2 separate regions of the Homo sapiens genome follow, and region 1 is linked to region 2. Evidence: chromatin contacts called from ENCODE Hi-C or POLR2A ChIA-PET data. All regions are on one chromosome and are shown on one strand. Each heading gives the region's core, a stretch centred on a gene start or an enhancer-like site at or near the end of the contact. The rest is flanking DNA. Distances are from core to core; before and after follow the strand shown.

What was found. Hi-C counts contacts between places; a loop is a spot of excess contacts on that map. ChIA-PET counts read pairs that join two places held with the same protein, here RNA polymerase II (POLR2A). Pooled maps may share reads with other maps.
Region 1: a pooled map shows a loop between it and region 2 (5-fold over the local background). The contact joins the promoter of ATP5F1B here to the promoter of TIMELESS in region 2. A Hi-C loop is called at or near these places in 8 of 50 pooled maps. POLR2A ChIA-PET finds 5 or more read pairs at or near these places in 8 of 52 experiments (GM12878, HEK293, HEK293T and 5 more).

What each region holds. Positions count from the first base shown.
Region 1 is chr12:56,642,242-56,648,399 of GRCh38, forward strand. It overlaps ATP5F1B (ATP synthase F1 subunit beta), which reads right to left and starts at 3,743. Exons shown (of 10, transcript NM_001686.4): 1 at 3,596-3,743; 2 at 2,930-3,112; 3 at 2,540-2,714; 4 at 1,596-1,717; 5 at 1,162-1,346; 6 at 432-590; 7 at 217-339. The coding sequence starts at 3,722. It overlaps SNORD59A (small nucleolar RNA, C/D box 59A), which reads right to left and starts at 2,860; the gene lies at 2,786-2,860. It overlaps SNORD59B (small nucleolar RNA, C/D box 59B), which reads right to left and starts at 1,513; the gene lies at 1,439-1,513. RefSeq lists enhancers at 2,841-3,551, 3,501-3,830, 3,552-4,260.
Region 2 is chr12:56,445,250-56,450,763 of GRCh38, forward strand. It overlaps TIMELESS (timeless circadian regulator), which reads right to left and starts at 4,177. Exons shown (of 29, transcript NM_003920.5): 1 at 4,061-4,177. It overlaps MIP (major intrinsic protein of lens fiber), which reads right to left. Exons shown (of 4, transcript NM_012064.4): 4 at 4,253-5,514. RefSeq lists enhancers at 3,058-3,578, 3,601-3,720, 3,831-3,920.

The DNA of each region.
Region 1 (6,158 bases), core at 2,493-4,992, 200 kb after region 2:
TACCTCAGCCTCCCAAAGTGTTGGTATTACAGGCATGAACCACCACGCCTGGCCCAGTCAGTTTTATACATCTCTCTACATACATACAGCTTTGTTCCCCAGGCTGATCTCTTGGGCTCAAGCAATCTTCCTGCCTCAGCCTCCTCAGTAGCTGAGATGCACCACTGCACCCTGCCTTTATACAAATCAGATCTTCATCTATGTAATTTTTCTTACCTGTACAGAGGTGATAGATCCCTTCTTGGTAGTGGTAATTCTTTCCTGCATAGTACCCATGTCAGTGGCCAGGGTAGGCTGATAGCCCACAGCAGAAGGGATTCGGCCCAATAATGCAGACACCTAAAAGAAAAAAAGGTCTTAGGTGTCTACATCCTTAGCCTCATCCGAAGAAAGGCCAGATGAACCAGGTCCTCTCAAGCCTTCCCTCTTACCTCTGAACCAGCCTGGGTGAAGCGAAAGATGTTATCAATAAATAGCAGTACATCTTGACCTTCTTGGTCTCTGAAGTATTCAGCCACAGTCAGCCCAGTCAGAGCTACCCGGGCACGAGCACCAGGTGGTTCATTCATTTGACCATATACCAGCGCTACCTGCAGTAATCATACATAATCGTAAAACCTGACAAAGGAGTAGAGAAGCCACATACTGAAGGTTCCCAAATCGGAGAAACGACCACAGATCCTTTCTCAGAAGGTGTCAGCGTTTTTGTGTGCAAGTTTCTTTTCCCTATTAGAGATGCAGTTCAAAAAAAAAAGACAGCTTCTTATATTAGTAAGGCAAAACTATAGTAGAAAGGAAATAAAAACCTATTCAAGTTAAGTGAAAAGTACAAAATAGGCTTAACTGAAACATATGTACCACGTCCAATCCAGCCCTCCCAAAATTAGCTTTCAAATGATGGGACTATCTACCAAAAAGAAAACCTGGAAATGTTATTTAATGTCAGTATCAAAGAGGAAAGAAAATGTCCATTTGTGTATTGGAAGTTGGGGGGGAAAACACTAACAGGTTTCCTTTGTAGGCCCTGGGACACGAAAATGAAAATATTAACATTTTCTTAAAAAGAAAAAAAAATTAAATAGAAAATATAGAACATGGCTTCAGTTGGCAATAGTTTCCTGGCGTAACTACCACGTGGACATCAATTAGCTCAATGCTTACCTTAGAGGTGGCATCTTTTAAGTTGATAACACCAGATTCAATCATTTCATGGTATAAATCATTGCCTTCACGGGTCCTCTCACCAACACCAGCAAACACAGAGTAACCACCATGGGCTTTGGCGACATTGTTGATTAACTCCATGATCAGTACAGTCTTGCCAACTCCAGCACCACCAAAAAGCCCTATAAGAGGTTGAAAAGAAAGAATATTTAAGAGTTCTGCTTTCCTAAATAAGCAAACTTCAAAAAAAGTAATTGCTTCCTTCCATCCTATTCCTTCTCAGAAATTGCATCTGGCTTCAGCAAACTCAGAAGAACGAAAGTCAGAACGTACTCATCAGTGAGGAATAGATGTCAATATCCACTCATAACATTGTATGAGTTTTTCCTCCCATATTAGGTTTGGAAAATATGTACCCCTTAATAACATACCAATTTTGCCACCCTTGGCATAGGGAGCTAGCAGATCGACAACCTTGATACCAGTCACCAGAATTTCCTGCTCAACACTCATTTCCATGAACTCTGGAGCCTCAGCATGAATGGGAGCAAATCTGTAAAGGTAGAAGAGAGGATAGTATCTATTCACCTTGTTGAAAGCAAATGATAATCTTATATATCCCTCCCTATCAACTCTCAAGTCCATCCCTTTACCTGAGGAACCACAGTCTTACCTCCCCTTTCTTACATAAATCAGATAAACTATCATCTAGGATCTAACCCAACTTTCTGCAATAAAGAAAATTATTATCTTAGGAAACAATAATCCCATTCCCTGACTTTAACTGTCATAAATTTTTCATTTTACTGAGCCTTAACCTAACAGCATTCCCTCACATAGCAATAGCAAATACAAAAACCTACAAGTTTTGGAGACTCCTAAACCTAAGCCATAAGACCGAGTCTTAAAAATACTCAACTAGCCAGGCGCAGTGGCTCATGCCTGTTATCCCAGCACTTTGGGGGGCCGAGGTGGGGGGGGAATCACCCAAAATCAGGAGTTCGAGACCAGCCTGGCCAACATGGTGAAACCCCATCTGTACTAAAAATACAAAAATTAGCCGGGCATGATGGCATGCACCTGTAATCCCAGCTACTCAGGAGGCTGAGACAGGAGAATCACTTGAACCCAGGAGGTGGAGGTTGCAGTGAGTCGAGAGCGAAACTCCCTCTCAAAAAAAAAAACCTCAAGTAGTAGGCTTTTGTCAATCAGAAATTCTGCATCCTAATTTCTTCAGGTGAAACTGCACTGTGTGATTTTAATAATCGAACGTATCAGAAGAAAAATTCTGCTTTAGGAGAACATGTCACCTTAATGTGTAAAACTGCAAATAACAGAAGTTCCTTTGTGCATAGATGCAATAAGAGCAACTTACTGTTTGGTTTTGATGGGACCTCTTTCATCAATAGGTTCTCCAATGACATTCATGATTCTGCCCAAAGTCTCAGGACCAACAGGAATTTTGATTGGTGCACCAGAATCCAGTACTTTCTGGCCTCTAACCAAGCCTTCTGTACCATCCATAGCAATAGTCCTTACTGTGCTCTCACCTGTTAGATACAGGCATCGCAGGGTTATACATAAGGATAAATTGGTATCAAGACCTAAATCGACCAAGACTCCTTCTCAGTACCTAAATGTGGCTTCAGCAAACTCAGAAGAACGAAAGTCATTTTGATAAAATCATCATAGAAGGCAGACAGCTTGGTTTTGGGGATATTTGGGCTACACAAGGTCTTTACTATTCCTAACAAACTCTACTTACCCAAATGCTGGGCCACCTCCAAAACCAGTCTGGTCTCCCTGCCTTGCACTTCCAGGGCATTTAGAATTGGTGGTAGTCCCTCATCAAACTGGACGTCCACCACTGCGCCAATGACCGCCACGATGCGCCCGGTGGCGGCGCCTGCTTTTGGCGAAGGAGATGTTTGCGCCGCATAGTCCCTGACTAACAGACAAAAGATATTGGAAGGAGCTGGGGTCAGGCCAGTTAAAGGTCATCGGAAGCCAGGACTTAACACACAAGGAGAGGAAAACTCAGCCGAAGTCAGGCCTCTTTCCGCTTGTACGGAACGCGTGTCCAAGAGGGAAGGCCGCGCAGCGATCGATAAAGCGCCTGCACAGCCTTCCCATCCGCATGCACAAGACCCCATTTTTCGAGAGTTCAGTACCCCTATTCAACCGGAAGGTCAACGCACCTGCCCGCACCTTTTCCGTCACACAAAGGACTTTATACAAAATGGGACAGAGCTGGGTCGAAGAAACCTCCTATGGGTGTCCCATTCTTGTTCTCCAGCCATTAGAGAGCAAGACGCGGCTCCAGGCATCCTTTTAACACCACGGATCCCTTAGGCCCGAGCTACCATCGTTCCCCGGCTCAAGGTCATGGGGCGGCAAAATGGAACGTTAGCTCCTAGAGAAAAGCACTTACCAGGATGGACCGCCGTCGGAGCGGCCCGCAGTAAGAGCTGAGCTGGGGGCAGCGACGCTGAAGGGGTGAGTCTCCGCAAGGCCCCGGAGGCCGGAGCAGCGGCCACCCGACCCACAAACCCCAACATGGCGTAGTCCGGGTGGAGACTGAAGGCTGCAGCAACCGCAGCCGCCTGCTCTCCTGCCGTTGAGGCGAGGCCTACGCTGCAGTAGGCAGGTCCATTGGGTGAACTGGCTGCTCATCATTCTCTGTGCTGCTTCTACAGGTTAATACACGCTGATCTTCTCATCCATTGGTCAAAACTGGTGCTAATCTGAAACTCCTTTTTTTATTGGACAGTGTGAGGTTAGAGGGCGTCACTCTGAGCCTCAAAACTTAATTGGATCATAGCGACGTCCGTTGGACAGGGTAATCAGAGGAACTACGTTTAGGAAAGGGGCCGAGTTCCTGTTGAAAGTGCGTGGCCTGTCTTTGCCTGTCCTTGGGCTTTCTCCTTAGATAGGTCCTTGATCTAGGTGACAGCCATAGGGGCGGTGGTTAGGGAAGTGGTAGTGCGGTGAAGCACCACTGAAGGTGAGCGTGGCGAAGTCAGGAGCCCTCTTTAGAGCCAAAATAAGGTTTTTCTCTCGAAGTAGTGAGATTGCAAGCTCCCAGGCGATTGCACAGATTAGCAACCTAGACAGGATCTTTATCATTTAAACCTATTAAAATGAAATAAACTAATGTAACCAGTACTTTAGCAGGGCATTGAGGAGACTCAATAATAAGATAAATAAGACTAAGAACCTTCCTTTTAAGGTCCAGGTGAACAAACAATGCAATAATGTGATGGTTCCTGGTTAGCATAAACTGGGTGCACGAAAGACGAGGGGATAAAATTGGGTCACCTAGAGATACAGAATTGTCCACCTTGAAGGAAGCTGAGAGACCTCAGCTATGAAATGTGAATAGAAATTCTTAGGGTAGGCTGGGAGCGGTGGCTCACGCCTGTAATCCCAGTACTTTCGGAGGCCGAGGCAGGTGGATCACCTGAGGTCAGGAGTTCGAGACCAGCCTAGCTAACATGGTGAAACCCCGTCTCTACTAAAAATACAAAAATTAGCTGGGCGCGGTGGCTCACGCCTGTAATCCCAGCACTATGGGAGGCCAAGGCGGGCGGATCACGAGGTCAGGAGATCGAGACCATCCTGACTAACACAGTGAAACCCGGTCTCTACTAACAATACAAAAAATTAGCCGGGCGTGGTGGCGGGCGCCTGTAGTCCCAGCTACTTGGGAGGCTGAGGCAGGAGAATGGCGTAAATCCGAGAGGCGGAGCTTGCAGTGAGCCGAGATAGCGCCACTGCACTCCAGCTTGGGCGACAGAGTGAGACTCTCTAAAAAAATAAAATAAATATATAAAATAAAATAGGCTGGGCACGGTGGCTCACGCCTGTAATCCCAGCACTCTGGGAGGCCGAGGTGGGCAGATCATGAGGTCAAGCGATCTAGACCATCCTGGCCAACATGGTGAAACCCCGTCTCTACTAAAAATACAAAAATTAGCTGGGCGTGGTGGCGGGCGCCTGTAGTCCCAGCTACTCAGGAGGCTGAGGCAGGAGAATGGCGTGAACCTGGAAGGCGGAGGTTTCAATGAGCTGAGATCGTGCCACTGCACTCCAGCCTGGTGACAGAGCGAGACTCCGTCTCAAAAATAATAATAAAAAATAAATAAATAAATAAATAATAAAATAAGTAAAAAGGGCTGGGCTGGGCACGGCCAGCCCAGTAATCCCAACACTTTGGGAAGCCGAGGTGGGTGGATAACTTGAGCCCAGGAGTTCAATACCAGCCTGGGCAACGTGGTGAAACCTTGTCTCTAAAAAATATGTAAAAAAATAAACACACACACACACACACACACAGACACACAATTAGCCAGGTGTGGCATGTGCCAGTAGTCCCAGCTACTGGGGAAGCTGAGATGGGAATATGGCTTGAGCCCAGGAGGTAGAGGTTGCAGAGAGCTAAGATTGCACCATTGTACTCCATGCTGGCTGACGTTGTGAGACCCTGTCTCAACAAAAAAAGAAAAATAAAAAAGAAGAAAAAAAAATTAGGGCTGAAAAAAATCCTCTGGGTTTGGGTTTGGCAACTAGGAAATCATTCCATGGTGGAGTGGGATCAAAACTAATTTCAGTGGACTGCATCAAAACATAGGATTTTGGCTGGGTGTGGTGGCTTACACCTGTAATCCCTGCACTTTGGGAGGCCAAGGCCTGTAGATCACCTGAGACCAGGCTGGCCAACAAGATGAAACCCGGCCTCTACTAAAAATACAAAAAAATTAGTCCGGGCGCGGTGGCTCACTCCTATAATCCCAGCACTTAGGGAGGCCAAGGCGGGCAGATCACCTGAGGTTGGAAGTTCAAGACCAGCCTGACCAACATGGAGAAACTCGGTTTCTACTGAAAATACAAAATTAGCTGGGTGTGGTGGCCTGTAATCCCACCTATTTGGGAGGCTGGGACAAAAGAATCACTTGAACCCAGGAGGCGGAGGTTGCGGTGAGCTGAGATTGCAC
Region 2 (5,514 bases), core at 2,927-5,426:
ACCCCATCTCTACTAAAAATACAAAATTAGCTGGGTGTGGTGGTGCATGCCTGTAATCCCAGCTACTTGGGAGGCTGAGGCAGAATTGTTTGAACCCAGGAGGTGGAGGTTGCGGTGAGCCGAGATCGCACCATTGCACTCCAGCCTGGGAAACAAGAGCGAAACTCCACGTCAAAAAAAAAAAAAAAAAAAAAAAAAAAAAAAAGAGGCTGGATGTGGTGGCTCATGCCTGTAATCCCAGCACTTTGGGAGGCCGAGGCGGGTGGATCACCTGAGGTCGGGAGTTCAAGACTAGCCTGACCAACATGGAGAAACCCTGTCTCTACTAAAAATACAAAATTAGCTGGGTGTAGTGGTGCATGCCTGTAATCCCAGCTACTCAGGAGGCTGAGGCAGGAGAATCGCTTGAGGCGGAGGTTGCAGTGAGCTGAGATCGCACCACTGCACTCCAGCCTGGGCAACAAGAGCGAAACTCTGTCTCAAAAAAAAAAAAAAGAAACCTAGGAGTCACCTTAGCTCCATCTCACTTAACTTCCTTAAGTTCTTCTATCAGTTGCTGTCTATCCTTCTATCCCAATTGCTACTGCCTTAGTTCAGTTCCTGAGTAGCTCTTGCTTAGGTTACTCAACCTCTTCCTATCCTCTTTCTCTGCCTCCAGACTTTTTTTCTTTTTTGAAAGAGGGTCTCACTTTGTCACCCAGACTGGAGTGCAGTGGTGCAATCACAGCTCCCGGCAGCCTCAACCTCCCAGGCTCAAGTGACTTTCCCACCTCAGCCTCCCAAATAGCTGGGACTATAGGGTACATCACCACACCCTGCTAATTTTTGTATTTTTTCTAGAGACAAGGTTTTGTCATGTTGCCCGGGCTGGTCTTTAACTCCTGGGCTCAAGCGACCCACCCACCTGGGCTCCCAAAGTGCTGGGATTACAGGCATGAATGCAGCTGCCTCCAGTCTTGTTCAATCTAGCCTCAATATGGTTACCTGATTTAGGCATATAACAATCCTGCTTAGAACACTTCAATGGATACATAAGAAACTTCATAGTGATCGTCTCTGAGAACTAGGGGATCTAGGATAGGAGAAATATTTGTCTTTCCCTTTGGTACTATTTGAATTCTTTACTATTAGCATGCATTACTATACAAAACTAAAGTTTCAGTGACCTCCAGTGCCTACAATACAAAGTCTTTCATGAATCTCTCTCCTGTTTACCTCTCACGCTTCTCTCTCAAGCCACTACTCTATCTAGAATGGCCTCCCATCCAAATATCAGCTTAGCTCTGAAGACTCTGTGCAGGCCAGGCGCAGTGGCTCATGCCTGTAATCCCAGCACTTTGGGTGGCTGAGGCGGATGGATCGCCTGAGGTCAGGACTTCAAGACCAGCCTGGCCAACATGGTGAAACCCTGTCTCTACTAAAAATAAAAAAAATTAGCCAGGTGTGGTGGTGGGTGCCTGTAATTCCAGCTACTTGGGAGGCTGAGCCAGGAGAATCGCTTGAACCTGGGAGACCACGCCACTGCACTCCAGCCTGGACAATAAGAGCAAAACTCCATCTCAAAAAAAAAAAAAAAGACTGCCCAAAAGGGACTTCCTCCTGACTTCTCCATACAGAAGTGACCTCCTTTTCCTTAATGTCTACTGTGTACCATATTCAGACTTCCAACATGGTACTTACAATTCATGTTGTATATAATAGTTAAAATCAAAGTCTATCTCCCTCCATTAGCCTTAGATTCCCTGAGGACAGGAATTCTTTTTATTTTTTTTTTTTTTGGAGACGAGTCTCACTCTGTCACTCAGGCTGGAATGCAATGGTGCAATCTCGGCTCACTGCAACCTCCGCCTCCCGGGTTCAAGTGATTCTCCTGCCTCAGCCTCCCAAGTAGCTGGGATTACAGGAAAATGCCACCATACCCAGCTAATTTTTGTTTTTTTTTTTTTTTTTTTTTTTTTTTAGTAGAGATAGGAATTCTTATTCACCCTTGAACTTTCAGAGCCTTGCTACAGGATCAGAATTTCCAGCGATGGGGCTTAGGCAAGTGTTTTGACAATGTTCCTCAGGTGATTCTAACTATCCTATGTTAACTGCACGAAAACGTAAACTCTTTCACATCAGGAATCATCATTACGCAGCACAATGTAAGTGCTCAATAAATGCTTTACTAAATTGAACTGAAACAGAGAAGTCTGGAAGATGAGGGAGAAGAGTTTGGAGCTAAAGATTTGGAGGCATCAGGATGTAAGATGGTGTGAGTGCAGTGAGAGGAGGAAGGAAGCCAGGAAGGACTTCTTGATGACCCTTTCACTGTAACCACAGAAGACTCAATTACATGTGTTTTCCTTAGGACTTGAGTTCCTTAAGGGTCGGGAACTCTCCATCCTACTCATCTCTGTAAGCCTGGCGCTAAGCACAGTGCATGGTACATGTTAGGAGCTCAGTAACCTTTTATTGATCTTTTATTGAGCTGTATCAGTGCCCCTGGTAATAGAGGGGGGTAAAAAACTTCAGGGACACACAGGAAGAAGTGACTAACTTGGCATAGGAAGCTGGATACATTGATTTTCAGAGGGACAATTAAGCTCAGTCTTCAAAGAGAAGTTCGCTTGGCAGAGCAGTGTCAAGATCTTCCAAGCAGAAGGAACAGCAGGAACTAAGTACTGAGATATGAAAGAGGGCAGCCACAATCTTTCCACGTGGCCAGGAGTCAGGTGCGTAAGAGATTTACAAAATGAGATTGAGAGGGTCAGGGCCAGACTGAGAGGCCACAGACACCCACCTACGGATTTAAGGCTAACTGTGGGTGGTCAAAGAGGAGTTTTAAATTTAACATCAGATGATCTACCTTTACTTTGTACAAAGTACTAGTAGGGCCGGGTGTGGTGGCTCACACCCGTAATCCCAGCACTGTGGGAGGCCGACGCGGGCGGATCATTTGAGGTCAGGAGTTCGAGACCGGCCTGGCCAACATGGTGAAACCCCATCTCTACTAAAAATACAAAAATTAGCCGGGCGTGGTGGCGGGCAGCTGTAATCCCAGCTCCTGGGGAGGCTGAGGCAGGAGAATCGCTTGAACTGGGGAGGCGGAGGTTGCAGTGAGCCGAGATCGGACCACTGCACTCCAGCCTGGGCGACAGAGCCAGACTCCATCTCAAAAACAAAACAAAACAAAACAACCAAAAAAAACAAACAGGCCAGGCGCGGTGGCTCACGCCTATAATCCCAGCACTTTGGGAGGCCGAGGCGGGCGGATCACGAAGTCAGGAGTTTGAGATCATCCTGACCAATAAGGTGAAACCCCCATCTCTACTAAAAAAAATACAAAAATTAGCCGGGCATGGTGGCGCGCGCCTGTAATCCCAGCTACTCAGGAAGCTGAGGCAAGAGAATCGCTTGAACCCGGGAGGCGGAGGTTGCAGTGAGCCGAGATGGCGCCACTGCACTCCATCCTGGGCGACAGAACGAGACTCCGTCTCAAAATAAAATAAAATAAATAAAAAATTGAAAGTACTAGTCGAAGCACGAATGGCAAAGAATTGAGAGGCTCAAGGAAAAAAGCTTCATTAGCGGCTGAGGTCCAGGTGACAAACCCGAACAAGGCAACGAAGGGAGGGAGTGAGAAATCCGTTCCATAAAACCCACGATATAAGTAAAGCGGCCTGTGAATTCCGACCACTGCTGACCGCCAGGCCACACACCGGTTTTTTTCAGGAGGTCTCAACTAGATGCTAAGCTCCGAAGTGGAACTCCCTCAGGCACTTTCTGTTCTAATTCAGGAATTCCAAGCCCCTTTCCATCACAACCCCATCCCGCGGGAGACCCAAGCTGTGCGGAGCAGCGTAGGGCTAAGCCCGCGTCCGGTGAGACCCGGGAACGCGGCGCGGGAGACTAAGGAGCAGAGTACAGAATTGCGCGTGCGCGCCTGCAGCACGAGCCCCGCCCCCTGGCTCTAAACCGGGTGGCGGGAAAAGGGACTCAGCGTTTCCCGAGAATGCCCCCATAGCTTCGAAAGGATCCCCGTGTCCGCTTAGCGCCCTCTCGCCACACACTCACTCACCCGCTCCCTGCGGGTCCTCAGAAGCCCGGAGGAGCCACCGGCCCTCTGGCGCGGGGCCGCAGCCTTTCCGCCACCAGGCTCAGCTGGACCGGTCCCCGCCTGCGCGAAGAGCGAGGCGGGGCGAGCCGGGCTGGTCCACGTGACTCCGAGCGAACTGGGGCGGAGATTGGTGAAGAAGGAAGGAAAAGGGAAGCGAGTGCAGGGACTGTTTTATGTGAGGTCGATCTAAAAATCACAGCGCTATGAATTTTCTGCTGAATTATAGTAGAATCAAAGTCCGATTAGAGGTGAATTTACAAACATTCTTCCCCTTCTTCTAGTCAAGCGGACTATTCCAAGTCTTAAATAGTTAGTTAGAAAAGTTAGGTTTTATTTGGGAGGAAGTAAAGAGCTGAAGTACAGGGAGGAATGGTCTTCTGGGATAGGGGATGTCCGTTGTATTATAGGTATAAATTTAAAGCTTTCAAAGTATGCAAGAGGCTCATAAAAGGAAGAAAGCAACCGTAAATATTCATTGAACAGTTGAGGGTCTCTTCTGGCCTCTGCTGAGATGATCTTGCCAAAAGGAAAAGAAAATAGGGCTGTGCTCTGGCCCCCTGTAATCCCAGCTACTGGGGAGGCTGAAGCAGGAAGATCGCTTGAGCCCAGGATTTCTAGACTGTAGTGTGCGATGATCGTGCCTGTGAATATCCATTGCACTCCAACCTGGTCAACATAGTAAGACCCCCTCTCAAAAAAAAAAAGAAGATAGGGCTCAAACAAATAATAATCTCCTGAATTATTAAGCATTTGAATAGAAGGAATCAATTTCTGGGGTATGAGGGAGTTAGAAGAGATTTGCTTCAAGATGAAAGGACGGATGACAGAGAAATGAAAATACACAGACACAAAACAAGAAAAAAAACACGGAACTAGTGATAAAAGCAGAAAGATGCCATTTGAGGAGTGTTTTGATTTGCTCTAAATAAATTAGAACAGAGTCAAAGCCTCTCCCCTCATGCCCCCTACTACCACCCGTTCATTTATTTGCTCCAGGAATCAGATTTCCTGTGTTGGCCTTAGGGAACAATTGTGGGGCTTAAATACCATCTGCCAGGCAGCCACAACAGTGGATGTCAGGCTGACCAGTTAAGCTGCTTAATTTTTCTAGATTCTAGGCTTGCCCAAGCTCTATTTAGGTTGGAAGCTCTTTGGCCCAGGACCTCTGAAGAGATCCATTATGTCAGAATGAACACAACCAGCCAGCGGATGTAGACAGGTTTACGTGGCTTTACAGAACAGCTAAATCCTAGTGTTCACTTTTCTCAGAGCTACTTCCCCACCCAAGTCCCTGGGGCAAGCATCCCTAAGATAAGTAGGCTATATATTCCCATTAACTTCCCCCCAATTCTTCGGTACACCTACATCCTGATCTGGGGCTAATACTCCGTTTTCACCACCCACCTCCCTTGAGT